Regions from separate parts of the Homo sapiens genome. Here regions 1, 2, 3, 4 and 5 are each linked to region 6. Evidence: chromatin loops called from intact Hi-C (ENCODE). Cell type or tissue: B cell. All regions are shown on one strand. Region 1 holds the start of KLHL14 (kelch like family member 14). Region 2 has its middle 160 kb from the start of KLHL14. Region 3 overlaps CCDC178 (coiled-coil domain containing 178). Region 4 has its middle 31 kb from the start of KLHL14. Region 5 holds the start of LOC107985186 (a long non-coding RNA gene). Region 6 overlaps KLHL14 (kelch like family member 14).

The links. A loop is a pair of places that touch in the nucleus more often than their neighbours do. Peaks named below come from ENCODE experiments on the same cell type or tissue, not always from the same donor. Only the 100,000 strongest peaks of a DNase experiment are listed, where the experiment ranks them.
Region 1: a loop joins it to region 6, with 4 times the contacts of the local background. A loop is called at or near these places in 4 of 110 quality-filtered maps.
Region 2: a loop joins it to region 6, with 12 times the contacts of the local background. A loop is called at or near these places in 18 of 110 quality-filtered maps.
Region 3: a loop joins it to region 6, with 2.8 times the contacts of the local background. A loop is called at or near these places in 2 of 110 quality-filtered maps.
Region 4: a loop joins it to region 6, with 7 times the contacts of the local background. A loop is called at or near these places in 2 of 110 quality-filtered maps.
Region 5: a loop joins it to region 6, with 12 times the contacts of the local background. A loop is called at or near these places in 24 of 110 quality-filtered maps.

What each region holds. Positions count from the first base shown.
Region 1 is chr18:32,769,277-32,774,276 of GRCh38, reverse strand. It overlaps KLHL14 (kelch like family member 14), which reads left to right and starts at 1,254. Exons shown (of 9, transcript NM_020805.3): 1 at 1,254-1,610; 2 at 3,643-4,632. The coding sequence starts at 3,686. LOC105372055 (a long non-coding RNA gene) reads right to left here and starts at 3,601. Exons shown (of 2, transcript XR_935342.4): 1 at 1,990-3,601; 2 at 836-962. In B cell, no CTCF peak of the experiment used is centred here; DNase peaks (open chromatin) are centred at 876, 2,196, 4,096, 4,296 and 4 weaker places; H3K4me3 peaks cover 4,379 bases; H3K27ac peaks cover 4,519 bases.
Region 2 is chr18:32,928,681-32,933,680 of GRCh38, reverse strand. No RefSeq gene overlaps it. Among named protein-coding and RNA genes, the nearest start is that of KLHL14, 160 kb to the right of the region's middle. In B cell, CTCF peaks have their summits at 2,577 and 2,783; a DNase peak (open chromatin) is centred at 2,790.
Region 3 is chr18:33,020,121-33,025,120 of GRCh38, reverse strand. The region is part of intron 21 of CCDC178 (coiled-coil domain containing 178); the gene reads left to right. Among named protein-coding and RNA genes, the nearest start is that of KLHL14, 250 kb to the right of the region's middle. In B cell, a CTCF peak has its summit at 2,623; no DNase peak of the experiment used is centred here.
Region 4 is chr18:32,801,124-32,806,123 of GRCh38, reverse strand. No RefSeq gene overlaps it. Among named protein-coding and RNA genes, the nearest start is that of KLHL14, 31 kb to the right of the region's middle. In B cell, no CTCF peak of the experiment used is centred here; DNase peaks (open chromatin) are centred at 1,203, 1,773 and 2,413; H3K4me3 peaks cover 1,419 bases; H3K27ac peaks cover 3,310 bases.
Region 5 is chr18:32,918,115-32,923,114 of GRCh38, reverse strand. It overlaps LOC107985186 (a long non-coding RNA gene), which reads right to left and starts at 3,712. Exons shown (of 3, transcript XR_001753401.1): 1 at 3,537-3,712; 2 at 1,491-1,526. In B cell, CTCF peaks have their summits at 2,920 and 3,119; DNase peaks (open chromatin) are centred at 3,124 and 4,154; H3K27ac peaks cover 868 bases.
Region 6 is chr18:32,712,301-32,717,300 of GRCh38, reverse strand. All of the region lies in intron 3 of KLHL14 (kelch like family member 14), which reads left to right. The region is part of intron 2 of LOC112268208 (a long non-coding RNA gene); the gene reads right to left. Among named protein-coding and RNA genes, the nearest start is that of KLHL14, 58 kb to the left of the region's middle. In B cell, CTCF peaks have their summits at 2,357 and 2,558 (motif pointing left); a DNase peak (open chromatin) is centred at 2,560; H3K27ac peaks cover 589 bases.

The sequences.
Region 1 (5,000 bases), 57 kb before region 6:
AACCCCCATTGACAACCGAAATGCAGGGCTATAAACATAAGGGTGCAATACATCATGAGATAAGTCTGGAGAACATGTCCTCTACCAAAATGCACATGAATCTCTGGTACAGCTAAAATTCCAGAAACATGCTGGGGTTCCTTTTGCATGCTAAGCAGGGTCAAAAATGTGAGCACTATGTGGTTGCCCTTATATATCAGATGAGCTCTAAAGTTGAAAGGTTACATTTGTGAAATTGCGGCTGGGTTTCCTAGCACTTGATTCTAGCTCCTGCAAATCAAAGACTCCTAATTGAAATACAAATCCAACAATATGATAATCTTTCAGTAAAAAAAAAAAAAAAAAAAAAACGTGACTTCTGCACCCTTATCTGTTGAAGAGCTGACAGAGAAGTTCAGAGGCAGTTGTTTAACCAGACAAAATGATAGAGAAAATATGTTTTCAAATAAGATCATAAACCTTGAACAGTGCCTTGTGGGAAGCAAATGTAAAGCAAAGGGCTGTCCTCTATTCTGTCTACCAGCTCTACTCCCCCACCCCGGTGTGTATCCTCAGCCACTCACCTTTTAGGCAAGGGCTAGTGTCTTTCAGGACAGACCCAAACCCCAAATACCAAAACAGAATAAAGTAGTGTCTTAGCATACTTTGAGATCAGACTGTTTCTGCATTTCACAGTGCTGGGGGTGGGGGGGAGGTGTGGGGGGAAGGGAAAAGCAGCATACCAATGTAGTGAAATCTGGAAACAACAGCATATATACAGACACAAAAAAAGTTTGCATATTGCACAGAGCACTTGAAGATCATAAATCTATGCATGAGAAAGATGTAGTGGAAATTTTGGGGGGGATTAGAGTTTATTTTTGTCATCTCTGTGAGACAGCTACTCATTCATCCAGATCACAGCTAAGAAAAAAGCTGGTCACAGAAATTAGCAGTTTCAGCTCAGCAGCGAAGTCGCCAGCCTGTGAAGGCAGAGAGAAATTGACTAATTAGCAATGCGCACTAAAACTTGACGGTTCTTTATAGAGAGAGAGAAGAGAGAGGGAGAGAGAGGGAGAGGGAGGGAGGGGGGGCTCGCTTTTTCCCCTTCTTTCTTCCAAAGATGTTTGAAATCGCAGTCATTTACGCTCGACAATTTTTACAATAGCCTTGAGCCATAATTTTGCGAGTCTCTCCAGCATCCATCCCCCTGTATGGTCTCTCTCTACTGGCCAAGCACGACCGTTTCTCTCCCCAACCGTGGATTTCCTATTACTCTCGTTACGACTCACTGAGCCCCAGGCCCAAGGATAATGATGTGTTGTTTCTTGGTAGCATAATTTGTCACACGTACATTTTTTCTTCTTCTTCTCTTGCAGAAAGCTCTGCTCCCTCTCTCTCTCCCTCTCTCTTTCTCTCTTTTCTCCCTCTCCTACATTTTCTTGCTGTTGCTAATTCATGGTGATCAAATGATGTACGACAAAATAAATTGTAAAGAGTGACTGCCTGGAGTTGGGAACCAGAAGGTGTTTTCCCCCTCCCAAGGAGACAGCAAACCTTTAAAAAGGAAGGACAATTGATTTTTGGGGGGAGCTTAAGTGAGCCTTGACTTTGCAGCTGGTTGAGAACAGGTAAGTTTCTGGCCTTGTGTCTGCCTTGTGTGTATTTTGTTCTGTCTTTTGGATTGTTGGAGGGGGAAGGGCCGGGGAGGGAGTCTTTCAGAGGGGTTGGCGGGGGGGTAGTTGTATGGCAAACGCTCATAAAGAAAAAACTCCTATTGCAAGAAATAAGCAGATGAGGAGGAAAGGCAAGGGAGAAGAACAAGAAGGAAGGGGAATAGGAAAAGATGGGGCGGGGGGAGACAACGAAGCGGAGAGAGCTAGAGAGAGGTATGACCGGGTCCTCTTAAAGGGAGAGAGACTCTGTAAGATGTTTCAGGCAAGCCAGAGCTTTGGGGGCGGGCGTGGGGGTGCTGCCGGCGGAGGGAGCGCGAGGGAGGGTAGGGTCCACCTGGAACGGGATGGTAAAGTGAGTCGAAAGGAGCCCAGTCCGGTATAAATAGGAAGCCGGCGATCCAGGACCGGCGCCAGGCAGGGCAGAGTGAGCCGCAGTGGAAGGGGCAGGTCCGCCGGGATCCCTCCGAGCCGGGCGGCGGCGGCGGCTCTCCCCCGGGCGGGCGGGCCGGCGGGCCGGCGGGCCGGCGCGCGGGCGGGATGCAAGCAGAGGGTCCCTTTCTGCTCAGCCCTGGAAGGTGCAATTACAGGTTAAGGACCTGGCGTATCGATTTCGCCTCGCCTCCCCCACCCTGCCCTCCTCTGCCTAGATGCGGGCGGCTCAGACTTTTTACAGAAGTAGTTCCAGGGCCGGGGAAGTGGGGGTGCCCGAGTGGGGGGCCGCTGGGGGCTCTACCGAGGGGGTCAGAAGGGAGCTGCGGCTGCAGGCGACGATGCTGGGTGGGGCGCAGAGACCCCGCACCCCACTGCTCCCCCGCCCCCCCGCTCGTTCGACAGCCCCCACCCCTCCCCCAACACCTGCCTTCTAACTTGAACTTCTCATAGTTACTGGAGTTAAAGCGACTGCGCCTGGTGCCCGGGAGGGGAAACCGTGCACACGAATCCCTCCCGGCCTCCAGGCCTCCCGGCTCCCTCTCCAAACGCGTCCTCGCAGCCCCACTTCCTCCCCCTGAGTCCTCGGTGCCGCCCCTCGCTGGAAGGGGAGATTGATGCCTGAACTTCCGCGCTTTGAAATGAGCGAGACGGGGGAGAGGGGGCCACCGGGTGGGGGTGGCGGTGGTGGAAGGATTCTCCTGCCAGGTTTAAAGCCATCTCTGGAAAATTAGCCAAACTGAGTGGTGACGGGGAAGCCAACAGTTTGCGAAGCGGGGAAGCGGGCAGGGCCAGGTTGAGGGAAATGAGCTCGAATTGATAAGGACAGCTCCCGCCTCTGCCGATTCCACTGAGCGGGTCCTCACCGCGCTCCGCTGCACTTTCCCGGGAGAAGAAAGGGCTTTATCTCCTCCCTCAGACTATTAGCCTAGGAGTTTCTCGGGGCAGCATGGATAATCGAAGGGGGTCCCAGCTTTTGGAGAGCTAAGATTCGCACACCCCGCACGCTGGTCGGGCCCCTGTTCCTACCCCCTCCCCCAAACTGGGCCAACTGCGAAAAGCAAAGCTTCGGGCACAAGTTGACCTGGAACCTTCGCCGTCGGTCGCCTCTGAGCTTTCAGGGCACCCCCGGCTCCCCACTTCCCGGCCTTTCCCTTCATCTGGCCCGGCATGGACACGAGCCCACGAGGTGCCTCGGCCTCAGCCGCCACTTTGCCGTCGCTGCTGCCACTGCTGTTGCTGCCAACAGCCGAGCTGAGGTGGTTGGTTTTAGGAAAGTGAGGGACGAAGTGTGTGGGAGGTGGCGAGAGGAGCCGCAGGGCGCAGAACCGGCGCCGGGACCCCAGACAGGGCCCTTCTGGTGGCGCTCACGGATCCAGCGTCTTCGGACTTTCCTCCTAGGGTCGGGGTCCGGAGCGCGCCAGGAGGGAGTCAAGCTGAGCCTTGATTCTTGTTCTTCGCCCTCCCCTCCCCTCCACACCCTTCCCCACCCCGACCACACCCCACCCGCTCCACCACCCTGCTCCCCTCCCTCCCATCCCCCACCCCTGTCTGCCAGGTTGGAGGAGGGTTTAAAGCCAGGTGCACCGAGTCAGCTCGCCATGTCCAGATCCGGGGACAGGACCTCCACCTTCGACCCCAGCCACAGCGACAACCTGCTGCACGGCCTCAACCTGCTGTGGAGGAAGCAGCTGTTTTGCGACGTGACCCTGACGGCCCAGGGCCAGCAGTTCCATTGCCACAAGGCCGTGCTGGCCTCCTGCTCGCAGTACTTCCGATCGCTCTTCTCCAGCCACCCCCCTCTCGGGGGAGGGGTCGGCGGCCAGGACGGCCTGGGGGCCCCCAAGGACCAGCAGCAGCCGCCGCAGCAGCAGCCGTCACAGCAGCAGCAGCCGCCGCCGCAGGAGGAGCCCGGGACTCCTTCTTCCTCCCCCGACGACAAGCTGCTGACCAGCCCCCGGGCCATCAACAACCTGGTGCTGCAGGGCTGCTCGTCCATCGGGCTGCGCCTGGTGCTCGAGTACCTCTACACGGCCAACGTGACCCTGTCCCTGGACACGGTGGAGGAGGTGCTGTCGGTCAGCAAGATCCTGCACATCCCCCAGGTCACCAAGCTCTGCGTGCAGTTCCTCAACGACCAGATCTCGGTGCAGAACTACAAGCAGGTGTGCAAGATCGCCGCGCTGCACGGCCTGGAGGAGACCAAGAAGCTGGCCAACAAGTACCTGGTGGAGGATGTGCTGCTGCTCAACTTCGAGGAGATGCGCGCCCTGCTGGACTCGCTGCCGCCCCCCGTGGAGTCGGAGCTGGCGCTCTTCCAGATGTCCGTGCTGTGGCTGGAGCACGACCGCGAGACCCGCATGCAGTATGCGCCTGACCTCATGAAGCGCCTCCGCTTCGCCCTCATCCCGGCCCCGGAGCTGGTGGAGCGGGTCCAGTCAGTGGATTTCATGCGAACCGACCCGGTCTGCCAGAAGCTGCTGCTGGACGCCATGAACTACCACCTGATGCCCTTCAGGCAGCACTGCAGGCAGAGCCTGGCCAGCAGGTAGGAGACAACAAAGAGGAGGGCGGGGGAGGGGGGGGTAGAGCCAGAGAGGCCGGAGGGAGGGGAGGGGGCAGGGAGGAGGGAAGAGATGGGTGGCCTGGGCGGGTGGCTCTGGCAGGATGAAAACAAACGCAAACAATTCAGAGTGTGTGAGGAAAGTTGATTTCAGAGTCCCTGAAAGGTCAATAGGGAACTGGCCTAGCAGCATCCCTGAGCGCTCCAAAGCCGAGGTTCTAGATATCCCCAGAGCCGTAAACATGGGAATTGTGGACTCAGACTGAAATTGACAGGCAGATGGGGCCAAAGGCCAGGACAGTTAGAAGTGTAGCTTTGGAAGTCTCTCTAAGCCAGCTCTCCCTACAAATCTT
Region 2 (5,000 bases), 220 kb before region 6:
ATTATGTCTCTACATATGACCTACAAAAATTAATACTCTATAGTGTCTTAGTCTGTTTTGTGCTGCTATAAAGGAATACCTGAGGCTGGGTCATTGATAAATAAAAGAGGTTTATTTGACTCATGGCTCTGCAGGCTGTAGAAGAAGCATCGTGCTGGCATCTGCTTAGCTTCTGGTAAAAGATTCAGGCTTCCACTCATGGTGGAAGGTGAAGGGGAGCTTGCATGTGCAGAGATCACATGGCAACAGAGGGAGCAAGAGAAAAGCAGGAAAGCACCAGGCTCTTTTTAACCAGCTTTCATGGGAACTAACAGTGTAAGAACTCACACATGCCACAGAGAGGGCTTTAATCTATTCATGAGGAATCCAACCTCATGACCCAAACACTTCCCATTAGGCCCCACCTCCAACATTAGGAACAAATTTCAACATAAGGTTTAAGGGCCACACATCCAAACTAAAACAGTAAGAAAACATTATTTAAAAGAGGTTAAAAATTAGGCAGAAGGAAAATAAGGAATCAAATAAGCCAAGGAGGGAAGTTGGTACAAAATACATCCATGAAGCCTTCTATATTTGCAAGTAATGACTGCAAGTTAGGCTCTGAGCTTTCTAATAGCCAACATAAGAAACAACTCTTGCAATAGTTTGGTCACTCTATGTTAGTAATCCTGGGCATAAGTATGTAGAGAAATGTAGAACATTTTATTTTATTTAACATTCAACTATAATTTTTATGTTCAGCTCTCTATACTCAATATTGGCCATACTCTGTCTCTGGCAGAAATGGAAGAGTTTGAACATTCATTGCAAGAAGAATGAATATATATCTTGTGTCAAAATTTGACTGATAATAATAAAATAATAAACTCCAAATTTCTCCTTGAAATCCTTTAGCAGAAATAACTGCTATAGTCACATGGAAAATCTTCGAATGTCACCCATCTGTGATTATATAACTAACCATAGATCCCATCCAGGCCTTTGCAGAAGACTGTCTTTATTGATTTACTAAATACGGTCATTTGTTTGTTTGTATTCATTGTTATGTGATGAATCCAGAATGATCCTATTGGTATTCAGCACCAAGCAGCTGCTGAAATTTCCCAAATCTTGTTATTCCAGTTATAACTTTTAATGTATTTTATTATATGTGATAATACCTATTGGGCAGATTTTTATTTTAAGGTTTTTCTCTTCCTAAGCATAAGATTATGAGGTATAAAGAATGAAATACCATTTATAGTCTATATGTATGCATTTATCTCCTAGAGTCATGAATTCATAATCTCATTCACATGTAAAATACATATGGTTAAGATGTGAGTAAAAGCTTGGAAGAAGGTTGAAAACAGGTCAGTGATAATGAGAAAAGAAGAAAAAATGTATTGTTTAAGGCATTTAGGGTAATATTTTGTTTCTAATTCTTCATCAAAATCACAAAGCAGTTTCTGAATATGAATGTAATTGTACATGCCTCTTTATTTGTAATAATTTAATTTTGGCATTTTGAATTGAACTACCCATTAAAATATTATCTTCGTTGCTGAAACAAGTCATATAAGGACATTGACATACTTCTTAAGAAATCTGTTCTGAGCCAGAAAAGTATACTTCATTTTAACAAGGCGTTCACAAGTCCATTGCTGTATTCCAAAACAATTCTACTGTGTTGCATTCATACAACTAGCCTATAAATGTACCAATGTCGTTCTGACACATCAAGCATAAATTTGAGTTTGAAAGTCTCACTTGGCTGGGTTTTACAGGTGTCCATATTGTTCTGACTATGATAAGAGGTGACATTTGGGCCATTGTGGATATGCTTGTGCTGTCTCTAGAAAGTGTTCACAATTTCCTTTTGTTCTATTTCAATTTTTGTATCTAGATCATCTTCTTTCACCCAGTAACACATTAATTGTAGCAGCACAGGTTACATAGTCATGTAGATATAGACTGGGTGTTTGCTGGATAAATTATTTCACCCAAGATCTGCAGATTCTGCCCAACCAACATGGCATGGCATTAGAACTGGCTTAATGGTGACTTTTAGAGCTTATGAGAGACTGTGAGAAAACTCAAACAAGAGAGCCGAGTAGCACATACATCACCCACAATCCTCTTCTCTGATTTAGATGGCAACTTCCGGAAGAAAACTTGGGGAATATGCAAAAGAAAACAGCCTATCCAGACAGACCAGCCAAGTGAGCCCTGGTGATTGCGGGAGTGACAGGGATCGCATGCAGATTGACCTCATGTCCAGCTGAGTTACACTGGTATTTTTAGAGTTTTCATCAGGGGAAAAAAAGGAGCAGGAAGGTGACCATATAATTAATTCTCAAGACTGGAACAATTGTGATTATAAAAGGGGATGATACTAATAATTACACTAGGAAAATCAGCATAAACCAGGACTGTCCTAGCCTGGAAAACCTGGAACTCATGATTCCCCCGGATAGCACTAACCCAATTACTTCCTTTCAAAGGTTCATATCTTAATATAGAAAGCCTGGCAAATAAATGCATAATCTCTAGAAATCAGTAAACCGTGAGAAAGGTAAGTTCAAGAGTACATTGGGGAACAGAGTGGGTCCGTGTGATTAATAATATTTGGGGAAATAGTTTAAGTTGCCTATCATTGAAGTATAAATTGATTTAGAATGGGAAACTCTTATCAGCTCAAATGAGAATAGCCTTGGAGGTAAATAATGTGTGGGTAGGAAATGTTTTTACGTGCTCCTCTCAGGATATATGTAGTATTAACTCTTTCTGGCCACTAGGGGACCACTTAGTACTTTGCACATGGCATTCAACTGCTTACATCATTTTGCACATATACTAAGAACAGGAGGCTAATAGCATCAGGGGCCTGTGACATCTCTTGCCTATACCGCACACTCCTGTAATTGATTATATGATATTCTTGTCTAGTTCCTTTAAGTACGTTAGTTTGGTCACTTATAACTCAAGGACTCCTTAGATATGTGTTGAATCTTTGGTGCACCTTGTCAAGTGCCTGGGGAAGAGCTGCACATTCAGTGAGAATGTGACCATTGTTTTTCATTTTTTAAAAATTGAATAACAGTTCTTCCTGGGAACTTCCCTGGCCCTGCACTAAATGTTGAACTCTCACCTCAGGTAATAATTTGAGCCCTGGCGAGAACAACAACAATAAAACTAAGTAAAAATTATCACATGCCTACTAGGTACCAGGCACTATGTATTTATTTACGTGTGTGTGTGTGTGTGTGTGTGTGTGTGTGTGTAGTGTCTAATCCTATAATTTTTTCCAAGAAAACTCTGTTTTCCTCATATTAGAGACGAAAAAACTGAGACTTAGGTTGAATTACTAATGAATTCATATTGATGGGGCAAAGGTATAATTGGATGAGGGGATTGAATTTGAATTACCAACTAATTCATATACTTGGGGGCAGAGATGAAACTTGAATCATTGTCCAAAGTCCATATATTTTTTTCGTGTTCCATAAGCACTAGGGAGAAAAGCCAAATGATCACCTGGTTCTTATCATGACATCAGTGATCTTCCAAGCAGGGACTTGCCACTCCACAAACAGGAAATCTTTCACTGGTATACTTTTTTGCTGTGGACATGGACTCAGTACAGAAAACCCTACTCCAAGCTGTCTGCCACCTAAACATCCATTCATCCTCTAAGGTCAGTTTCTGCATGGAGAATTCAGCATCCTCAATAATTTCTATTAGTGCTCACGAGCAGGCATTTTCTGATGTGGACACCAAACATTTTATCCTATTATTTTATTTTATTATCCTTTTATGTAGTTCTTATAGAAAATTATATATATATATATATATATATATATAGCCACATCCATTGCTGCCACATGCCAATCACTAGAGCATCCTACACAGAAATTCTGGAGCAAGTACATCCACTACCCTCAAGTACTACCACTATCATCCTACTTTTCACACCATATTATTGTTTTTAAAAAATTTAATCTGAGTGCTGTGACAGAACAAAGCCATATCTTATTTATCTCTGAATTCCTAATCCTGAACATACTTACTGGCACATGTTGATCAAGAAATAGAGAAAAAAGTGCCATTCCAGATATCAACTGAGAGTCAATTTCATTTCCGGTGGAAAATCCAATGTGTTCCCAACATTGCTGGGAGGCCTCTAGATGCAGTACCTTCTCGGAAATACTTGCCTGTAACAAATTCTTCTCTGCCCGGCATTGAGCAGCTGCTCCTTTATCTCTGCTCTGAGACTGACCCAAATCGTTTTTCCAGAGAGAAGTTTTATGACACACAGCAACACAAACACAAACAGTGAACACTGAATATTTGGCATCTCCGGGCAGAAAAATCCATCTGCAATGCTGCCATGTTTCCCTGTCATCGCTTTTCTCACCTATTCTCTGTTCATTTTTAATGTAACACAGCTGATCTATTCCTTTTGTTTTCTTTCCTCCTTCTAAGGTATCACCTTCCATTCCAAGGGACTTCTAGAATTATTTTGTAAAGTATATTCTTTGTTAATTCTTAAGATATTAATACAATATAATTTTTAATCACATAATAGAAGCAAGAAAAGAAGGAAGGGAGGAAGGGAGAGAGGGAGGAAAGGTATGGAAGCCACTCAAAACTATCAGCCTCTTACTAAATCATATAAATTTCTGGGGCATTCTCTCTCTCTCTGTCTCTCTCTCTCTGTCTCTCCTCTGTCTCTCTCTCTCTCAAGAGTTTTAATGACATAATTAACATAAAATAAGCAGCATATATCTAAAGTGCACAATTGGATGTTTTGACATCTATATACACTTGTGAAACTATCATCACAATCAACACAATGAGTATATCCATCACACCAACATGTCCCTCAGTTCCTTTATAAACTTATCCAACCTTCTCCATCCTCTACTCCCTACTCTGCCCCATAAAATCACTCACCTGTTTTCTGTCACTATAGATTAGTTGGAATTTCCTATGTTATATAAATGAGATCATATAGT
Region 3 (5,000 bases), 310 kb before region 6:
TTCTGTAATTCTTTATATACAGTTGTTGACCTCTGTTACCCATTGTCTAGTTAAATATTTTTATATCTGTATTCGTAAGGATGTATTGGTCTGCAGTTAACACTATTTCTTTTGTACTGTCTTTGTCAAGTTTTAGTATCAAGATAATAGTAGTTTCATAAAATAAATTGAGAAGAGCGGTGGCTCATGCCTGTAATCCCAGCACTTTGGGGGAGGCCAAGGCAGGCAGATCATGAGGTCAGGAGATCAAGACCATCCTGGGTAACACGGTGAAACCCCGTCTCTACTAAAAATACAAAAAAAAAAAAAAATAGCTGAGCATGGTAGCAGGCACCTGTACTCCCAGCTACTCGGGAGGCTGAGGTAGGAGAATGGCGTGAACCCGGGAGGTGGAGCTTGCAGTGAGCCGAGATCGTGCCACTGCACTGCAGCCTGGGTGACAGAGCAACACCCCATCTCAAAAAAAAATGATAATAATAATAATAATAAATAAGTGTTCCTATTTTCTGTAAAATATGTTATAAAGTGTGTCAATTTTGTGTTCAAATTCATTGTTGAAGTTCTAACAGCTGGTACCTCAGAATGAGAGTATATTTGGAGGTAGAGCCTTTAAAGAGGTAGTTAAGGTTAAATGAGATAATATGGGTGGACCCTAATTCGGTATGGCTGGTGTCCTTATAAGAGGAAATTTGGAGGCACAAATTTGGATGCATGCATACAGAGGAAAAATCATGTGAGGAGAAAGACAGAAAGCAGCCAGCTGAAAGCCAATGCTAGAGAGGCCTCAGAATAAAAACGATCCAGCCAGCACCTTGATCCTTGACATGTAGCCTCCAGAACTGTGACAAAAAAATAGTTTCTGTTGTTTAAGCTACCCAGTCTGTGATGTTTTGTTATGGTATCCCTAGCAAATTGATACAGAGAATGTATATAACTGGTTTTAATTCTTCCTTAAACATTTGTAGAATTCTCCAGTGAAACCATGTGTTGGGAAATTAAGTCTTGTTTGGCAAGTTTTCAAATTATGGATTCAATCTTCCTAATAGTATTATGCTTGTTTAGATGACCTGTTTCATATTGTGTGAATTGTTGTAGTTCATGCTTTTTGAGGAACGGTTAATTTCATCGAAGTTGCCAAAGTTATATTTACAGAATTGTTTATAGTATTTCTTTGTCATTCTTTTGATGTCAACAAGATCAGTAGTACCATATCCCTTGCTTTGTTTCTGATATTAGTAACTTGTCTCTTCCCTTCTTTATTCTTTGACAGTCTTGCTAGAAGTTTGCTAATTTTATTGATGTATTCAGAGAACATATATATTGAAGATAGAGATATATTTAGATCTTTATTTTATTGATTTTATTGTTTTTCTATGTTCAATTTTATTGATTTCTGTTTTTATATTTTTTCCATTTACTTGCTTTGGATTTATTTAGCTCCTATTTTTCTAGTTTCTTGGGATGTTTGGGAAGCTAAGATTGCTGATTTGGTAGCTTTCATTTCTTCTAATATATGCACCTAGTGCTATTAATTTTTCTCTCAGCACACTGCCTTAGATGTATCTAACAAATTTGAACATGTTGCTTTTTCATTTTCATTCAGTTCAATGTACTTTTTAAACTCCCCTTGAGACTTCCTCTTTGACCCACAAATTATTTAGAAATGTGTTATTTTCCAAGTGTTTCTGGATTTTCCTGTTAACACTCTCATATGGAACTCTAGCTGTGGTTGAAGAAAACATTCTGTATGATTTCAATTCTTTTATATTTGTTAATATTTGTTTTATGGTCCAAGATATGGTCTGTCATAGTATATGTTCCATGGGTACTTAAACACATGTGTATTCTGCTATTGTTGGATGGAATGTCTCTATAAATGTCAATTAAACCCTGTTGATTGATGATGTTGTTGAGTTCTTCTCTGTCCTTAATGATTTTCTGTTTAGGTGTCCTATCAATTATTGAGAGAGGGTTGTTGAAATCATCAACTATTGTTGTGGATTTTTCTACTCGTCCTTTCTATCTGTTTCTCCTTCACATATTTTGCAGCCCAGCTTTTAGGTTCATACACATTTAGGATTGCTATAACTTCTTCTTGATGGATTAATTCTTTTATTATTATATAATGTCCCTCCATGTCTGATTATTTTCTTTGACATAAAGTCAAGATTGTTTGATATCAACACAGTCATTCCTGTTTTCTTTTGGTTAATGTCTTTATATCACTTTTCATCCTTTACTTCCAGCCCCCCTATATATCATTATATTTAGAATGAATTCCCTGTTGACAGTACATAGTTGAGTCATGTCTTTTTAATCTGCTCTGCTAATGTCTGCGTTCTAATTGATATACTTAGACTATCTACATTTAATGTAGTTATTAATGTTAGAGAATAAGTCTGCCATCTTATTTTTTGTTTGCTTTCTATTTGTTTTCTGTTTTCATTTCTCAGTTTTATTTTTCTTGACTGCTTATGGGTTATTGGAATATAATTTTGAATTTCACTTGGATTTTTCTATATTGTATTGTAGTGAATCTCTGTGTAGCTTTACTAGTGGTTGCTGAAGGTATTACATTTTAAATACATAACTTGTCACAGTACACTGGTGTCTGTTAGAAACCTTACCTCCCTTGACATTCCTCTGCACTCTCCATGTGTAATATAATTGTCTTAAGTATTTCTTCTAAACACATTTAGAACCACATCAGACATTATAATTTTTGCTTCAACCACCAAATATAATTTAGAAAACTCAAGAGGGGGAAAAAGTGTGTTAAGTCTACTTATATTTCTACTTATCACATTTTTTTCTTCCTAACGTTCTAAGTTTTCTTCCTTTATCATTTCCTTTCTGTAACTGAGAAAGCCTGGTTAATGTGGCTTGCAGGAAACAGCCCTCCAAAATACAAACCAGCACACAAAAGAATGGGAAAAGATTTGAGAGCAAAGGGCAAATGACCATCACATTATCTCCATTTCATATATCCTCCTTTATGAGAATACTAGAAGAACATACCAAAAGACCATTAGGCAGTAATATGGATGGTATGTCATTAATATTTATGTGTTTTTGTAAGATGTTTGTTTCCCAAATTTCCTGAATTTTCTATGTTGCAATTTTAAAATTAAAAGGAAATTATATACCTATTGCTTTTAGAACATTTTTGGTGACCAGGAAAATAATTTAAAAAATATAAACACATACAGAAAGAGAATGAGACAGAGAGAGAGAGAGAAAAGTCTAGTTGAGCAGCCTTAAAGGAAGCCACCACTAAGAGGCAATAAAAATATAAAGCAGTGGCATTTAGCACTGTAATGAAGTAGAGAAAAGTTCAAATAGGAGTAGATGTTTGAAAGCTTCAAATGCTGAGAAATGTCAGTCACTGGGAACTTCCCTGAGAGCAATTGTAGCAGTTTGAGGAATAAACATGAGGTGAGGTTAATAGGAAGGTCAAGTCAGAACTGTGGTATCCTTTCAAGAAACTTGGATCAAGAATGAAAGCAGGGGAGTGATACTTTTGTCACAGACCAATAGTCAAGGGAAAAGTTTTGTGTGTGTTGTGTGTTTTGTTGTTTGTATTTTTAGTAGAAACAGTGTTCGCCATGTTGGCCAGGCTGGTCTCAAACTCCTGGCCTCAAGTGATCCAACCGCCTCGGCCTCCCAAAGTGCTGAGATTACAGGCATAAGCCACCATGCCTGGCCTGTTATTTTTAACATAGATGCAGTCTCAAGTATTTGTATATGGAGCTGAAAGAGTCAGTAACAATGAAAATGAAAATATATGAGAAAATAAAAACTGGTAGAAAAAGATTCAGAACAGGTGAAAGAAACAGTCATGCCATTGAGAACTGCTTCATGTAAAAAGATCCATCTGCAAGAAGATATGCAAGATCAAAATGTTTTCAGTTAGTGATCTGCCAATATCATTGCTTGTTTTCTTTAGTCATCTGATTCAGAGTTATGTATTTCTGCATTATCATGTCGCTTCAATTAATGAACCTATGAATTGAGTGTATGTAATGTTGGTTGCTGTTTCTAAGCCTCCAGGTGGCAGTGGCCTTATTGCAGTAGCTTTTGTGATACCACCAGTCTCTGAATCCTACGTGAGAAATATGAAATCACTCTCCCACTGATTGTTTTTCTGTAGAGCCTCACAAATATATATGTCCAACTCTCATTTCTTCATGTGATGGCTGTAGTGTCCTGTGGTCACTTGACACTAACACACATGTCATTTTCAAATAATAGTAGTGCACACTAGGGCTTCATAAATATAGTCAGTAAATACAACCTAAAATTCACTTACGTGAATTAACTTAGACATGTTTTAATTAGGAAATCAGAAAAAAAAAAGGTTGTTTGTCATAGGCCACCTGTGGGCAGGAATTAAGTTACATTTTTACAACTTTACTGCAAAAGTGCTATAACCATGGAGAAACTCAGTACGTAATTTTAGATTAAACACTCCCTGATTTATAAAATTGAAAACATTCCCATTGTGATCAGCAATTGCTTTTAAAAAAGTAAACACACACCACATACATTCACAACTACTTTATACTTTAAAAACAAAAGCAAAGTGGGCTCATGGACTTATAAATACAAACCTTATCTTATTTAAAGGAAATCAATTATTTTTAGTATTCACAAGTAGTGCTACCCTAGTAAATTAAAAACAGTGATGTATAAATCTCAATTATTTCTATACTATGGCTATATTATATTTCTGAAATCGTTTGTCAGCTAAGAAAAAATGTGAGCTCAACATTATTTCAGTTTCTTTGGATCACTATAATTTGTTTAACGGAGAACAACACAACTTTCAGGGAGAATGATAGAGTTGGAAACATAAGATATTAATAGTGAGATATCGGCCAGGCATGGTAGCTCACACCTGTAATCCCAGCACTTTGGGAGGCTGAGGCAGGCCAGGAGTTTGAGACCAGCCTGGCCAAGATGGTGAAACCCCATCTCTACTAAAAATACAAAAAAAAAAA
Region 4 (5,000 bases), 89 kb before region 6:
TTCTGGTCTATTCCACAGTTGAGCATCTACTTGGTCTAAGTCCTGACCTCTTACGTTGTTCCCACATACCTGAAAGAAAACATTATTCACTTGATTTACATATAGAAAATTCAAGGAGTCATATAGGAATTTATTTTTGCATGACTTGATGGTAGTGACAATGTAAAATATTTGCTCGGTGATAAGTCATACTTAGAATAAGATAGAGAAGGATTTAGACTTACCATCCCTAGACATCCAGTCTCCTGGTGTTTCAATCCATGTTACTAGATGGACACCTTTGAATGAAATCTTAGAAATATTTTCTATAGGAGTTTAAGTGTATTTTTACATGAGCTTGTGTTATTGCTGCCTATAAGGCCTAATCAACAAAACAAGCAAAGAAAAGATTGAGTGACTTGGTTTAAAAAAAATCAGTGGGGAGGCAGGTGCAGTGGCTCAGGCTTGTAATTCCAACACTTTGGGAGGCCAAGTAGAGAGGATAACCCGAGGCCAGGAGTTTAACACCAGACCGGGCAACATAGGGAAACCCTATCTCTACAAAAAATACAAAAATCAGCCTGGCATGGTGGTGCACACCTGTAGTCCCAGCTACTTGGGAGGCTAGGGCCAGACAGTTATGTAAGCCTGGAAGTTCGAGATTACAGTGAGCTATGATCGCACCACTCCAGCCTAGGAGACAGTAAGACTTTGTCTCGGGGAAAAAAAAAAAAATCAATGGAAATAGCCAAGCTGTTAACTTTACATGTTAAATAAATTAACATATTATTTGCATTCTGAAAGGGATTTTGGATAAAAATTCCTGAATAAAAAATCCGAGTTTATAATAATTATTGTGATAGTAGTAGTGTCTAAAATGAATAATTTTTCATCTATTATTCTTAAAAGTTGAGTATTTTGCACTCTGAGATATGTATCGTCATCCTCACTTTACACTTGAAGTAACTATGTCTTTGAGAGGTTAAGTGCCTTACCCAGGTTCATACAGCTTATAAGTAGCATTACACGGACTCAAACTCAAATCTACAAATACTAAAGAGTGAGCATCAGTACTATATTTTATTGCCTAAAAATAAAGTGGCAGATTTAATCCCTAGGGAATATATAAACTCAGAAATCCAGATTTGCAGACAGCTTGCAAATGCTATATTTTAATGTTCTCACAAAATACCCTTCATCTAATCCAAAAACTATCCACTTGTGGACTCAGACAGACATGGGCATCCCTGCAACCTGCTCTGGCCTTAGTTCAGAGCCATGTGAAGGGCTGAGAGCCTCAGGACCACTCAGCATCAAACTCATGTCTGCTGTTTACATCCTATGCTTGTTATTCAGATCTTTTGAATAGCTTCTAATCTCTTGTTGTTGAAGGGTTTTGACCTGGACTCGTGACCCCATGTTTCAAAAAAACTTTTTTTCGCCTCCTGACCTTGTAGTTTCCGCAATCCTAACCTCAGTATCTGATCCCTGATGCCTGTCTCCCTGGATTCTGGACCTCTTACTTGCTAATCTCTCCCTCAGCTGACCTCTCTGGAATTAATCAGTGATCCACCTGCCAGTACCTTTTATGCCTAACCAACAAACCCCCAGTCCTGGCCTCTTTGGCTTTATCTCTGGTCCATTGTCTCCCAAACCCTGTTAGAATATGCTTTGAAGAAATGGTCTGATTTTCAAAGATACAAAATCAGTTTGAAACTTTGTAATACATGACCCTCGAAAATAAGCCTAGATACAAACTCCCAAACTGAAGACATTTAGTATGCTGACTACTTGTCAACAGACCATAACATCAGTCATGAGTCAAAAGAGGAAGGTGAGCAGGAAGGGGGACAGATATCAAGGAGCCACTTGAATGATAAAGTATTTTCAAAAACACAATTATCTATGTCTGGCTTATCTATTCTACTAAATTATAATTCCTTAAAAGCAAAGACTTGAATTTTTTCCATTTTAGATTCCACGCAATGTCCGTATGGTGCCTGGTACTAGCTAGGCACCATATTATTGAATTAATGAATATAGCAATTGATTAGTGTTTAATGAATTGGCTACAGCCAATTGTTGTTCAGGCATATTTACAAAAAAAAATCTTTCAAGGTTTTTCTGGACAGATTAAAGTGAATTACAACTCAAGGGAAAAGTAAAAGAAAACAAAACACTCCACTCTCTAACATATATTTGAGAACAAATGGAAAATAACACTGGGACTTTGAAAATGAGGAGCATGGCCCTGAGGATTTCAAAATGGACTGCCTTCCTTCTGCTGGAACAACGGCACCACACAACTGAACAAACAGCCAAGGGGCCATGTTCTATCCTGCAGCCCCCACATGTTTGCATTAGTGAGGTAAGCAGCTCAAAGGGGAACTTAAAAGAAGACTTGTATTGTTCATGGAGCCTTTCAAGCGTAGTAAGGGTGGAATTCCATCTGTTCAGTTCAGTTTGGTTCACTGAGCTGGTTCACTCGTAATGGTTCACTGAGTTGTGACACCTAGTAGAAATTACAACCAATGTTTTTAAAAACCTTTATGTTATCATTTGTGAAACTGTGTGGCTTGATCACTTTAAAGTTTTCATCTCCTTGTGTTTTTGATCTGTTTCCAGGATACCTCTTTCCTGGTCTTTAAAAAAAAAAAAAGTGAAAAACTAGCACTGAAAATACCACTAAAAAGAGGAATATATTTGTTGAGCTCTGTTTTGCATACTGGCTTAATTTGTGCACGATTTCAGACAAACACAGAAGTTACAAAGCTTTCACTCCGGGTTTGCATTCACCTTGTCTCCCAACCATGAGCTCTTTATGCACAGAAAGAGCCATGAATGGCTAACACTCTTTGCAGCAGCTTAGCAGATACTCTGCCTTGAGGAACAGGTAGAATTCCACACTACTCGCTTGAATGACTCACTGAACAATACCAAGTTATTAAGTTTTTCAGGACCAAGATGGTGATGGGGGAGGGCACTCCATTTGACATCTGCCCAGTGGCATCTTACAAAAAGTCTCTGTGCTTGCACGGAACTTTGCAGGAGGCCAAGTACCGATCAGCAATGATTATGATCTCAGCCAGATAATCATTTTCACTTACCTGGAGGAGAAGAAACAAAGTGGTAAAATGTGACAATGATGTAAAGTGATGGATGGTTATTTGCAGTGCATTTTGCAAACAGCACATTGGGTATGATGAAGGAGGACCTTTGTATGAAGTTCAACAAATAACAAAAGACATTCCCACTATACTTTGAGTAACCTGCCTCAAAGGTGCCAGATCTATTTCTCACAGGGTGAAGGAAGCGTGCAACCTATTCAGAGAAAAAAAAAAAACAGAGAGAGGAATGCTTAAGAAGGTTTTCCACTGCATGCACTGGAGATCTGAAAAGAATGAAAGTAAATCTGTAAAGCAGAAATCTAAGGAAGAAGGAAATGCAGAAAGGCCGACCACATCAGGCACCTAGTCCAGTTGGTTATGCCATAATCATTGATACCATGGTATTTTTGTCTCATCTCGTATCATGTGCTTCAATTCACTCCAAAAAGTAGCTCCAGCATTTTCCTCTGACCATTGCTCAGTAATGAAGGAGTATGTAATGCAAACGCACGGACAATCTCTGGGTCTTAACAGTAAGAAGCTTCCTGTTGGAAATCTCATTGGGTTAGGTAAAAGGATCTTGATTTATTTGCCAATGAAGGATAGAAAACAATTCAAAATTATTTAAGTGATACTTTTGCCACTGCTTACTTCCTGTACATCTCTGGAATTATGATATTTATTCATCAGCTCAATTTACCATACTATCATCCTGAGACCGTTCCTTTGAACTGTGTCCTTGCCTTTCTTCAACATCCCTCCAGGTATCGTATCATCACGGCCACATCAAAGCAGGTAGGGTAACAAATGTTCACTGAATTAAAAAAAAAATCTGATGTGTGCTTTACTTTTCTAAGTTCTACTTGTATTGCAGGTGAAATTCCTTCCTCTGGATTTTTTGGCTGTTGCTTGTCGAATGTTTTCGTCCTGGCTGTGTCCATTTGCATTTGTCTCAGACTCTAACTCTCTTAACTATCCTCATCTTCCATCACAGTGACTGCATAGCTCATCTTCAACATTTAGTAAGATAGGTGAACAGTGTCATCACTATTAATATTGAGAGCATTTGATAGTCTTGGTCTTAATCCCTTTTAGCATATTTTCTCCTTTACTAATCTTTCTTTCTAAAGCTTCTCATTTTCAAGAGGTAAACTCTATTGATCAAATTAGTTCTTATCAGCTGAAAACTAGGTGACCTGTGAAGCAACTAGTAGATTAACTCTATCCTTTTTACTTTTCTTCTTTTAAAAGAAAAAAAAGTTATGAAATGCTTTGCATGTGAATTACACCAAGAAAGAGTAAGCACCAGAAAAAAATACTGTAATAACACCTGAATTTTTATTAAAATCTATAATAGGAGGAAATGTTTCTTTCCAGTAATGAATATAAAAATAAAAAAATAAAAACAACCTATATACTAAGAATAATAATAGTTACATGCTTCTGAGGACTCTCTGGAAAGTGTAGATTAGATATTTATGTGTCTGTGGGTTAAATCTTTGTTTGACTATTTCAGAAGCTAACCTGGGTGGCATGTAGAAAATCACAGCATGATTAAAGATTGCTGGCATGCTTTACAAAAAGAGAAGAAAAAAAAAAAGAGGAAGGTCAAGCCTCACTAACTTCTTGGAATTTCTAGAAGACACAACTGACCGTGGAGACCAGAAGAATAGAATGAACACTCTTATTCTTTGAATGTTTTGTTGTTGTTATTGTTGTTGTTGTTGTTAAGGAAGCTTTTTGATAGTGGTCTGTGTTAAATACTACAAAAAGTTTTAAAACAGGTAAGCTACTCCAAAGGGAAAGGTTAGAAAATGCCCAGATGTTTCCTGAAAAAATGGTTTCATTTGCTCACGCAAAAGGTATTGAATGTAAGAATGTATGTGCAAACTTCTCAAATAAAAAAAGAAAATA
Region 5 (5,000 bases), 210 kb before region 6:
GCAGAAGCAGAGAAATGTCATCAGCTTATGTTCCTTGTGTGTGCTGTGTGCTGCTGAGAGCACATCTGTGGACAGGCTTAATCCTAGGTCACATATTCTATGAGAGGCACTTAAAATCCAACACATGACCAGAAGGTACCAAGGACAGTGAGAAACTTACACATCTTGATATATGAGAAGTAGTTGAAGAGACGAGACATAGCCTGGTAAACAGAGGCCTATATGAAACACACAGTCTTTTTTATTCCATTTAAGGGCTGGATAAGGGAGGTAGATTTATTATCCAGCTAGATCCAGTAACATGTGGACAAACACTTTCAATTGGCAATGAAACATTTGTTCATCCATTTATTCATCCATTCAATAAATATTTATTGAGCAACTATAATTTGTCATTTATTGCGCTAGGTTCTCAAAGTTAAAGGAGAATTTATTAGCAAACACTGTGATTTTAAAAAATCACGAGCTCCTTATCACCGGTGGGTTTGTAGCAGATACTGGATGACTATCTGTGAGTGGTATTATAGAAGGGAGAACTTCCGTCTCCCTGCGAATCACACTCTCTGATTTTTTTTTTTTTTTTTTTTTTTTTTTGAGGCTGAGTCTCGCTCTGTCACCCAGGCTGGAGTGCAGTGGCGAGATCTCGGCTCACTGCAAGCTCTGCCTCCCGGGTTCACGCCATTCTTCTGCCTCAGCCTCCTAGTAGCTGGGACTACAAGGCGCCCGCCACCATGCTCAGCTAATTTTTTTTTCTTTTTCTTTTTTTTTTTTTTGTACTTTTGAGATGGGGTTTCACCACGTTAGCCAGGATGGTCTTGATCTCCTGTCCTCGTGATCTGCCTGCCTCTCTGATTTTAATGTGCACAAGAATCACCCGAAGCTTGTGCAATTGTACATCCTAATGCAATAGATCTGGGCTGAAGCCTCAGATTTTGCATTGCCAAGTTCTCAGGTGATTCAAATTCTGCTGCTCCATGGGCCACACTTTGATTAGCGAGACACAGATCACTGCCTCTCCAGTATTCTATGATTTTAGTGGGAATTCTGTGTCATCTCAGATGCCTTCTCTTGCCTTTCAGATAAAGAAACAAAATTAGAAGACATTTTCTTGTCATATATCCATCAGTAAAAGTGATAGAGCATGCAGCTGGCTTGGAGTCCAGCTCTGCATCCCACCTTCCTACTACAGTCAGATTAAACACATTCAGAATATAAACTGCAAACCATGGGAAAAGGATGTGCAGTAGTGCCCCTTATCCATAGTTTCACCTTCGTCTGTTACGGTAACCCGCAGTCAACTGCAGTCCAAAAATGTTGAATGAAAAAGTCCAGAAGCAAACAATTCGTATTTAAATCATATTTAAATTTAAAAATAATTCATTTTAAATTGTGCACCATTCTGAGCAGCGTGATGAAATCTCTTACACCATCCCACACAGGACATGAATCATCCCTTTGTCCAGCATATCCATGCTTTCTAGGCTACCCACCTATGAGTCACTTAGCAGCTGTCTTGGTTAACAGACCTACAGATCAAAGAAGAAAAGTGAGTACAGAACAATAAAATATTTTGAGAGCGAGGAGACCACAATCGTATAACTTTTATGATGGTAGATGGTAATCGTTATATTATTGATGTTAATCTCTTCCTGTGTCTAACTTATAAATTAAACTTTATCATAGGTATGTATGTATAGGAAAAAAAACATAGTATATATAGGGTTCTGTACTATCTGCACTTTCAGGCATCTGCTGGGTGTCTTTGCAAGTATCCCCCTTGGATAAGGGAAGACTACTCTACCAGTGTCCGGTCCACTCTCCAAGTCTGAGTTCATAGCTCCCCTCCTTGGGCTTCCCTCAGACCTAATCTCGTCTTCTATCAGCACTTTGCATACTGCTCACTATCCAGTACTGACTTTGTTTTGTTTGCCCCACAAATGTGACATTTGGTGCTTTTTTCCCAGGTTCAACCTTAGAGTATTACAGCAATGACCTTAGTACCTGCCCTATTAATTGTCCCACTGTAAGGACTCAGGTCTCTCAGTAAACATCTTTACCCTTCAGTTCAGAGTCAATCTCCCTGAAACTGTTTTCTGCCACAAGGGTCATCCTGTCTTGTGCGGGGATTAGGCAAATAGAGGGTGTTGCAATGAATTTGTCATCTCAGGGAACCCAGAATACTCTCAGGTTTCCAGAAATTATTAGAAAGGCAGAGTTCATCCAGGATAATTTCTAGATACTGTCTATCTTTCTTCTTTAAGTAAAAGCTAAAAGGAGAATGTTGATAGAACTGATATTAGAGATTCATCTGCTAATAATAGTTGCAATCTCCAGAAAAACTGGGATTCCATTTAGTTTACCTTCTGAGGTAACTAAATGTTTACAAGCATAGAGACGTATTCTATTTTACAGGCAAAAGTTCCAAATCTTCTCTATCAAAAATCCATTCTTAGGTGTTTCTGTACAGTTTTGATAAATTTGACTACTAATTAAGTAAATTGAAAAAAAGACAGCAAGAAGACATATAATCATTGGAAGAAACTGGAGAGGTTTGAGTAAGTATAAGCAAATTCTTGACCCATTTTAAACAATATCACTCAATTTTTGCAACACATATTCAAGTTTAGCAACAAAGAGAGGTGAGCTGTTCCATCTCATATTTATGTTCACCATCTATAAACTCCCATAGAGTTTCTATTGGAAATTGCCCCCACTAATAACTTGATGAATTCTATTAATTCTATTAATTTGCCACATATTAGACTTCCTTCCCAGAAAAATTATAAACTTCTTACAGACAGGAAATATGTTTTTTCTTTTGCATTCTCTTCAGTGCTGTGTACCTACTAGGGACTTAAAGAATGTTTGTTGTTTGATTATTGAAGTTAATATAAATATTTTACCGGCAAAAATAATATTATACCTGTTTTCTATTTGGTAAGGAGTGAATCTGTTGCAACTGGTGCTAAGGAGGCAGGGAAACTGTAAACATGGCAGAGATCTCTTGGACTACTGTTTTGAATTCTAGAAAGAAGGGCGGGGCAGATATTCTCGGGGGTAGATGTGTCAACCCCCTGCCATTAGAGGGAGTAAGAGCAGAAGGAAACTGAGCAGGCCTTTACTGTCTCTCATTTCACCACATTGCCCCTGGTGGCCCACTGCTTCAGAACTACCATGATATCTACCTGTACCTAAGAACAAAATGATGTGAGGACACCTTGTTGCTAAGATATTCAGCCAAAAAGACAGGTGTGTGTTGCATGGACCATGTTTGTGTGGTGATAATTTGAAATACTTCATAATGAACAGCCATATGACTTCCTTTTTCTCTTTCCAGATATAAAGTTGTGCCACTCTCTTTCCCATATTCCTCTTCTCTGGCTCCTCAGTCATCACTAAGAGGTCTCTGCCTCTGTCTGGGTCCTGGGCTCTGTGATGGCTAATTTTATGTTTTACCTTGGCTGGGCCCTGGTGCTCAGATATTTGGTCAAATGTCATCTGGTGTTTCTGTAAGAGTGTTTTTGGGTAAGACTTACATTTAAATCAGTGGCCTTTGAGTAAAGCAGATTTATCTCCATTTTGTACGTGGGCCTCATCCAATCAGATGAAAGTCTGAAAAGACCAAAGACTGGCCTTCCCAGAGCAAGAGGGAATTCTCCAGCAATTGGCCCTGAGACTTGAACTGCAACATCAGGTCTTTCCTGGATCTCCAGCCTGCAAGCCTACCATGGAGATTTAGGACGTGTTAGCCTCCATAATCACATGAGCCAATTCCTTAAAATAAATCTCTCTTTATATGTATATACACTTCCTGTTGGTTCTGTTTCTCTGGAGAACCCTGATGAATGCAGCTTCTTTCACTGTGATATTTGGAAGTTGATTCTTTCTCACATGGCCACAACAGTCACAAAACATTAAAAGAAAAACCATCCAATGGAGAAGACTCTGACATAAAATTTGCCTGTCCCCAGTTTCTGAAAAGACTTAAGCACAGTGCCAACGAAGGAAGCAGCTGAATAAACTGGAGTTTTCTGTTTCTCTGACAGTACACTTCTCAAGCAGGACTCGGTAGTACATGAGTTAAACTTCCGCTTCATCCATCTGCCAGGACATAAAGGCTGTTCTGTTAAAGTTGGTAAGAAACGAAAGAGTGAAAGGAAAGACAGTTCAGTTGATAAGAGTGTCATGGAAAATAGCTGACGCTCTGTAAGTAAAGAAGATGGAACTGAAAAAGTGTGCAACAGCAATCAAATGTATCAGATCTTAACTACTACCTGAAAACAGGCATGACAGAAGCTGCAGCACTGGCATAGGAAAGCTAGAAGTTCATCAATGACTCTCTCTTACAGCATCCTATTCAAGTTTTTTTAACTTGATTTTTGTCCAGCACTAAATAGAAAGATCTGGAAGAGTAGTGTTTGTTCATGTTTACAGGCTGTCAAAGCAATCATTTTTCCGGGTGATCATACTCTCAAAAACCTTTTTTTCTCCCTTCAGGTAAAGATTATGATTGACTATAAAATAGCAATAGAGAAAAGATCAAATTCCAACCACTCCTTTTTTTCAATAAGAAAACTTGAGATTTCCTCTACCAAAATTGAAGTCTCCCCATAGTTTTTTTTTTAGTAGATCTTAGACTTTTGTCAGCAAGCCTATTCACAGTTTCAGAAACCATGAAATCCTTAGTCTTCCTACTGCTAAACTTTGAATTCATTTGTAGTTCAACACATCTGTTATTTTCTCCAGGCAGAAAAAAAAGGAAACCCACTGAAAACTCTGATTTATACTCCCAAGTGTCCTTAAATTCATCCTAATACCTCTCCTTCCCCACACCCTTTTTTTAAGTTTGTCTCACAAACAGTGATAAGCCCAAGGTTACATATTATACACAGTTTTCAAATCAATATTACCTTATATCACATTGCTGAGCAGTTTAGGGCTTTGCGGCTAGCTACCATGACAATAGATGCACAGCCTGGAACCAGTTTTAGTTAATTAGA
Region 6 (5,000 bases):
TTGTCTTTCTCACTTCAACATGCTTTATTTTTGGTTTGACTCATTTACTTAAATCTATCATCAAATTGCACTTGCAACAGATTATTATTTCCATAAGATTTCACATACCACATCAATGACAGGAATTTATAACGTTTTCTCACGTAACTAAAAGTGGGCCAAATAGAATAAAAATATTCATTCCATTCACCTCATTTATTATGGTACAACCAGGTTGACCAGAGGTTTTGGAGCTATTAGTTCAACATCTTGCCCATTATTTGGTAAAGCCCTCCAATTTGGAGAGAGAGGATATTTCAATCTCATTCCGAGTTGGCCTTTCTCTTATAGGCCCAGTCTAGACATCTGTCTAGCAGATGAGGATATTGGGACAAATAAGAATATGTAAATAATAGAAAATTAAAATTAAACTAAAGCTTTTAGGAGTCATAATGTAAAAGGCTTATATCTACAAAAGTCATATTTGAAAAAATAAAAATATAAACTAGGTATAAAACAATGAAAAGGAAAATAATCAATTTTTAAATATCAACTATATGAAATGAAGGTACAAAATTGATTGCCAAAAGTGAAGCAAGCTAGGGCTGGGTGCAGAGGCCCATGCCTGTAATCACAACACTTTGGGAGGCCGAGGTGGGTGGATCACCTGAGGTCAGGAGTTTGAGACCAGCCTGGCCAACATGGCAAAACCCCATCTCTACTCAAACATACAAAAAAAATTAGCTGGGCGTGGTGGCGTGTGCCTACAATCCCAGCTACTCAGGAGGCTGAGGCAGGAGAATCACTTGAACCTGGGTGGCAGAGGTTGCAGTGAGCCGAGATCGTGCCATTGCACTCCAGCCTGGGCGACAAGAGCGAAATTCCACCTCAAAAAAAAAAAGTCAAGCAAGCTAAAATCTTCACAATTTATAATAATTTTAACTTTCATCATTCTGTTCTCTCACCAAAAAAGCCACTGTTTTTTTTACAGCTGATACATGATTGATAATTTGTATTTACCACTGCCCTTTGGCTTTGCCCGCTCTCTGAAGAATTAAATAACAAAAAGACAGGTTGAAAGGAGGTAACTGAAGAAATAATAATATTAGAATAATATATAAACCAGAGCACTGGTCATTGAATAATCACAAGTTGACTATATTTTAAAAATATAGTCATCATTTATCATTATAATCCAAGAAATCTTGTTTCTCAGTTAATAAAAATTTTTCCCATAAAATGACTTCTAAATGTCAGATGAATGTAATTCAAAGAATGAGAACATAAAATTAGTGTCTGTTTTCAGAAGCACCATTAAGGCTTTTTAGTAATTTCACTGACTTTTTAGATTTTCCAATTGAAGATCCACCTATAGACCTTTCTTTCAACTCATTACTGTGTAGTAGAAATAAACTTTGGGCAGCTCTTCTCAGCTCAAGGGCCCTGATGGATTTGAAAACTATTTTCCCCACAAAGGATGATTATACAGATTTGCTACAATCATCTTTGACTATTAGGGATTAGAAAGTCAACTGCTACTTGAGGTGAGGAGCTATAATTCATAAAGGATCTAGGTTAAGATGACAAGAAAGATTAGAAGATAATGTTGAAACTACTTAATCAAAAAAGATCACCCGTATTTAAATATACGTGTATTCCTAAAAATCTGAGAGGGCACTTTAAGGTAAGGTAAAGACTTTTTATCTTTTCAACGTTGTCATTAAAATGTTTGCTCCTAACTTAAAACAATTTATTATATAAAAAAGTGAATTCAATAAAGTAAAGGATAGGTTGAAGCTACTAAAAAAAAAATCATCCGTCGGTAAATACCCATGCATTTATAAAAACCTGAGACACCTCTTTAAGGTAAGGAGGAAGACTTTCTCTTTTAACTTCTCTAAAATGTTTGTCTCTTAAAGCAATTTACCCACTTGGAAAAGTGAATTTAATGTGTTTGTCTCTTCTGTGAAATTATTCCCTGAAACTCAAAGAAAACCATATCATTTTTCCACACACATATACACCCTATATAGAAATGTAAGTTTATATTGAAACATGGATCAAAGTTGCTTATAGACTAAAGGGCAGAGCTAAATTCTAGCTCATTACATCTCTGCTATGTCAACACCATGGGACTTATCTGCAGATTTTTCAAGATATTGAAAAATCTGACCTATTTTTAAAAATCTATCTTTAACAATATTAGCATAGGGTATGCCTGCTAGGTGTCTGTACATATGAGTTTCTAAAGGAGAAACTACTTTATAGTGCCTTCAGGACTCATGTATGAAATTCAAAAATAGGTTGCTGTGAAAGGTTGAAATAGATTTTGGTCCAGCTCAAATATTTGGTATACTAAGGAAGAGTAGAGTCAAGAAAATAATATTGACATTCTCCAACTCAGTGTAATCTGCATCAAAAGAAAAAAAAAAAAGGACCACCAGAGTTTTAAAAGAGAGGCCCTTAATTTTGGCCTTACTGTTGTAAGTTTTCCTCTTTGTTTTTGTTGGCCTTGGAGTCCTGTACCTGAGCATAGTTCTTGATGTTTTTTCTGGAGGGTGAGCAAAGAACAGTGTACACCATCTAGTGGCTCAGTTCAAAATTGCTGCAGTTAACGAAAGGCGAGTTTGAACAGGAAGCAGCAACGGGTGTTTGCAACCATGGGAATTAACAGACTTCATTCTTCCTTCAACATTTCTCCAAGAGGCTGAGAAACGCTGAAGTAGTTGCCATGAATTCCAGAGAGAAGCTCTCACAGTACACAAAAAGATTCAATCTAGGAAGTTAATTTAAATAGCCCACAGTTAAAATCCTACTTTATTTCAACTATGTATCTATAATTACTCTGCTTTAATGAGAACTTTTTACTTGCCTTCTTAGTACCAGAATTAATATTACTACTGTAATACTTTGTTCTATCAGGAAGTGGGCAACTTGGATGAAAGAGGAAATGGGTTCCATTTGTGATCATATGCTAAATGAATTGCTTCTTTAAATAATCACCAAAGCTGTGGTCGCCAGCCTATAAACTCATAGAGAGCCATGGAGCTAACACACAAGGAGTTCCTGAATCCACAATCAGAGGCACATTCTCTATAAATTGAATGCATAATATCTTCTATATACACTGGGTTCACCACTGCAGTTCAAATGCAATTAGTAAATTGCATTTGTAAATTGCAATTTGTAATTTTAGTAAATTTAGTAAATTTGTAAATTTACTAAAATTTAGTAAAAAAGCATTACTAAATTATCAATAATTTACTTGTTACATAATTTTCATCAACAAATATTAGTATATCACTCTCATGCAGGAACATGCAAAAATATGTTTATTTATATGTAAATTTTATCAAAGGTAGATTTTTAAAAGAAATTTAATGGTGTTGATTTCTGCAGTCCCACTTCTAGGAATTTACTCTTAGAAAATAATTATTTGCATGTTCCAAGATATTCATTTCAGTGTTGTTTATAACAGCAAAAACAAAGAACCAAAATTAAGTGTTTTACAATTAGAAATCATTGAATAAATATTAGTTTAGCCATACCAAAAGAAATATCATACTACTATTAAAAACTATTAATGAACATCTACATTTATTAAAATGAAAATAGCTTACCATATATTTAGGTGAAAACAGCATATTACAAAAGCATATACACCATAATTCATGTTTACATATTAGTGAGTGAGCAAAGAAAAATGTCTAAAGGTTGTTATTTTCTTTATAATACAGATGGGGTCTCCCTATGTTGCCCAGGCTGGTCTCAAACTCCTGGGCTCAAGGGATTCTCCCACCTCAGCTTCCCAAAGTGCTGGGATTATGGGTGTGAGCCACCATGACCGCCTAAAAGATATTTTTTATCCCAAGAGAAATAAGTCATTTATTTTACAAAGCATAATAGAAAGAGAGGAGTCAGGATGAGCCCAAGGCTTTTGTCCTGAGCAAGTTGAAGGATAGAGTTGACAGTGGCTTAGGTGGGAAGGGGAATATTTGGAGAGAAAAGCCAGGGGTTCGTTTGGGGGCACTGGTAAGTTGAAGAGCCTATATGATACCCAAGTGGGGTTAGATTGAGGGTTTTAAAGTCATATTCTGGGGTTAACTTTATTAACTTTTTCTGTAAGGAGGAGGACAGTAGATATTTTAGGCTTTGCATCTCATTAGGTCTCTGCTCCAACTATTCAACTCTGCAGTTGTGGCACAAAAGCAGCATAAACTGTTGGGAGTGGCCATGTTCCAATAAAACTTTATTAACAAAAACAAAGTATTAAGTGTGGATGGAGGTGAGAAAGATTTAAAAGCAAGCTCTTGGAGCATGCTGGCTTACAGATTGAGGAGATGAAGAGCAACCAGCAAGGAGTATGAGCATGGAGCAGCCAATCAGGTAAAAGGAGGATCCAGAGAAAATGATCTCCTGGAAGGACACATTTGAAGGCGTGATCTACTAGGTCAAATGTTTCAGGTACATGATATGAGATGAGCATCGAGAAGTGACATTAGATTTAGCAACATGAAGGTTAATTTAACAACATTGTGTCCATGGAATTATGAAACTAAAAACCTAACTGGAACAGGTTGAAGTGAAAATGGGAACAGAAACCCTAGAAATCTTGAGCAAAGACAACTTTTTTGAGGACTGTTTATATAAAGGGAAAAAGAGACATGGGATAGGTAGAAAGAAGAGGATATTGATTCAAGAGATGTCTTTTTTAAAAGTGACCAATATAGCAGCATGTTTCCCTGCTGATAGGAGAGATCTCATAAAGAGGGGAAAATTAATGACGCAAGACATAATAAAATTGCTGGAAGAAATATCCTTGAGTATTTGAGAGGACCTAGTACACAAATAGAGAGCTTGACTTTAGAAATGAGCATGGAAGGTCCATCCAGGCTAACAAAAGGAAGGCACAGTACAGGTCTACTGATGCAGGTAATTTGGTAGGTATGAGGCAGGGAAGCTGTGGGAATTCTTTTCTAAATGTTTATATTTTCTTAGTGAAATAGAAAACAAGGTTATCA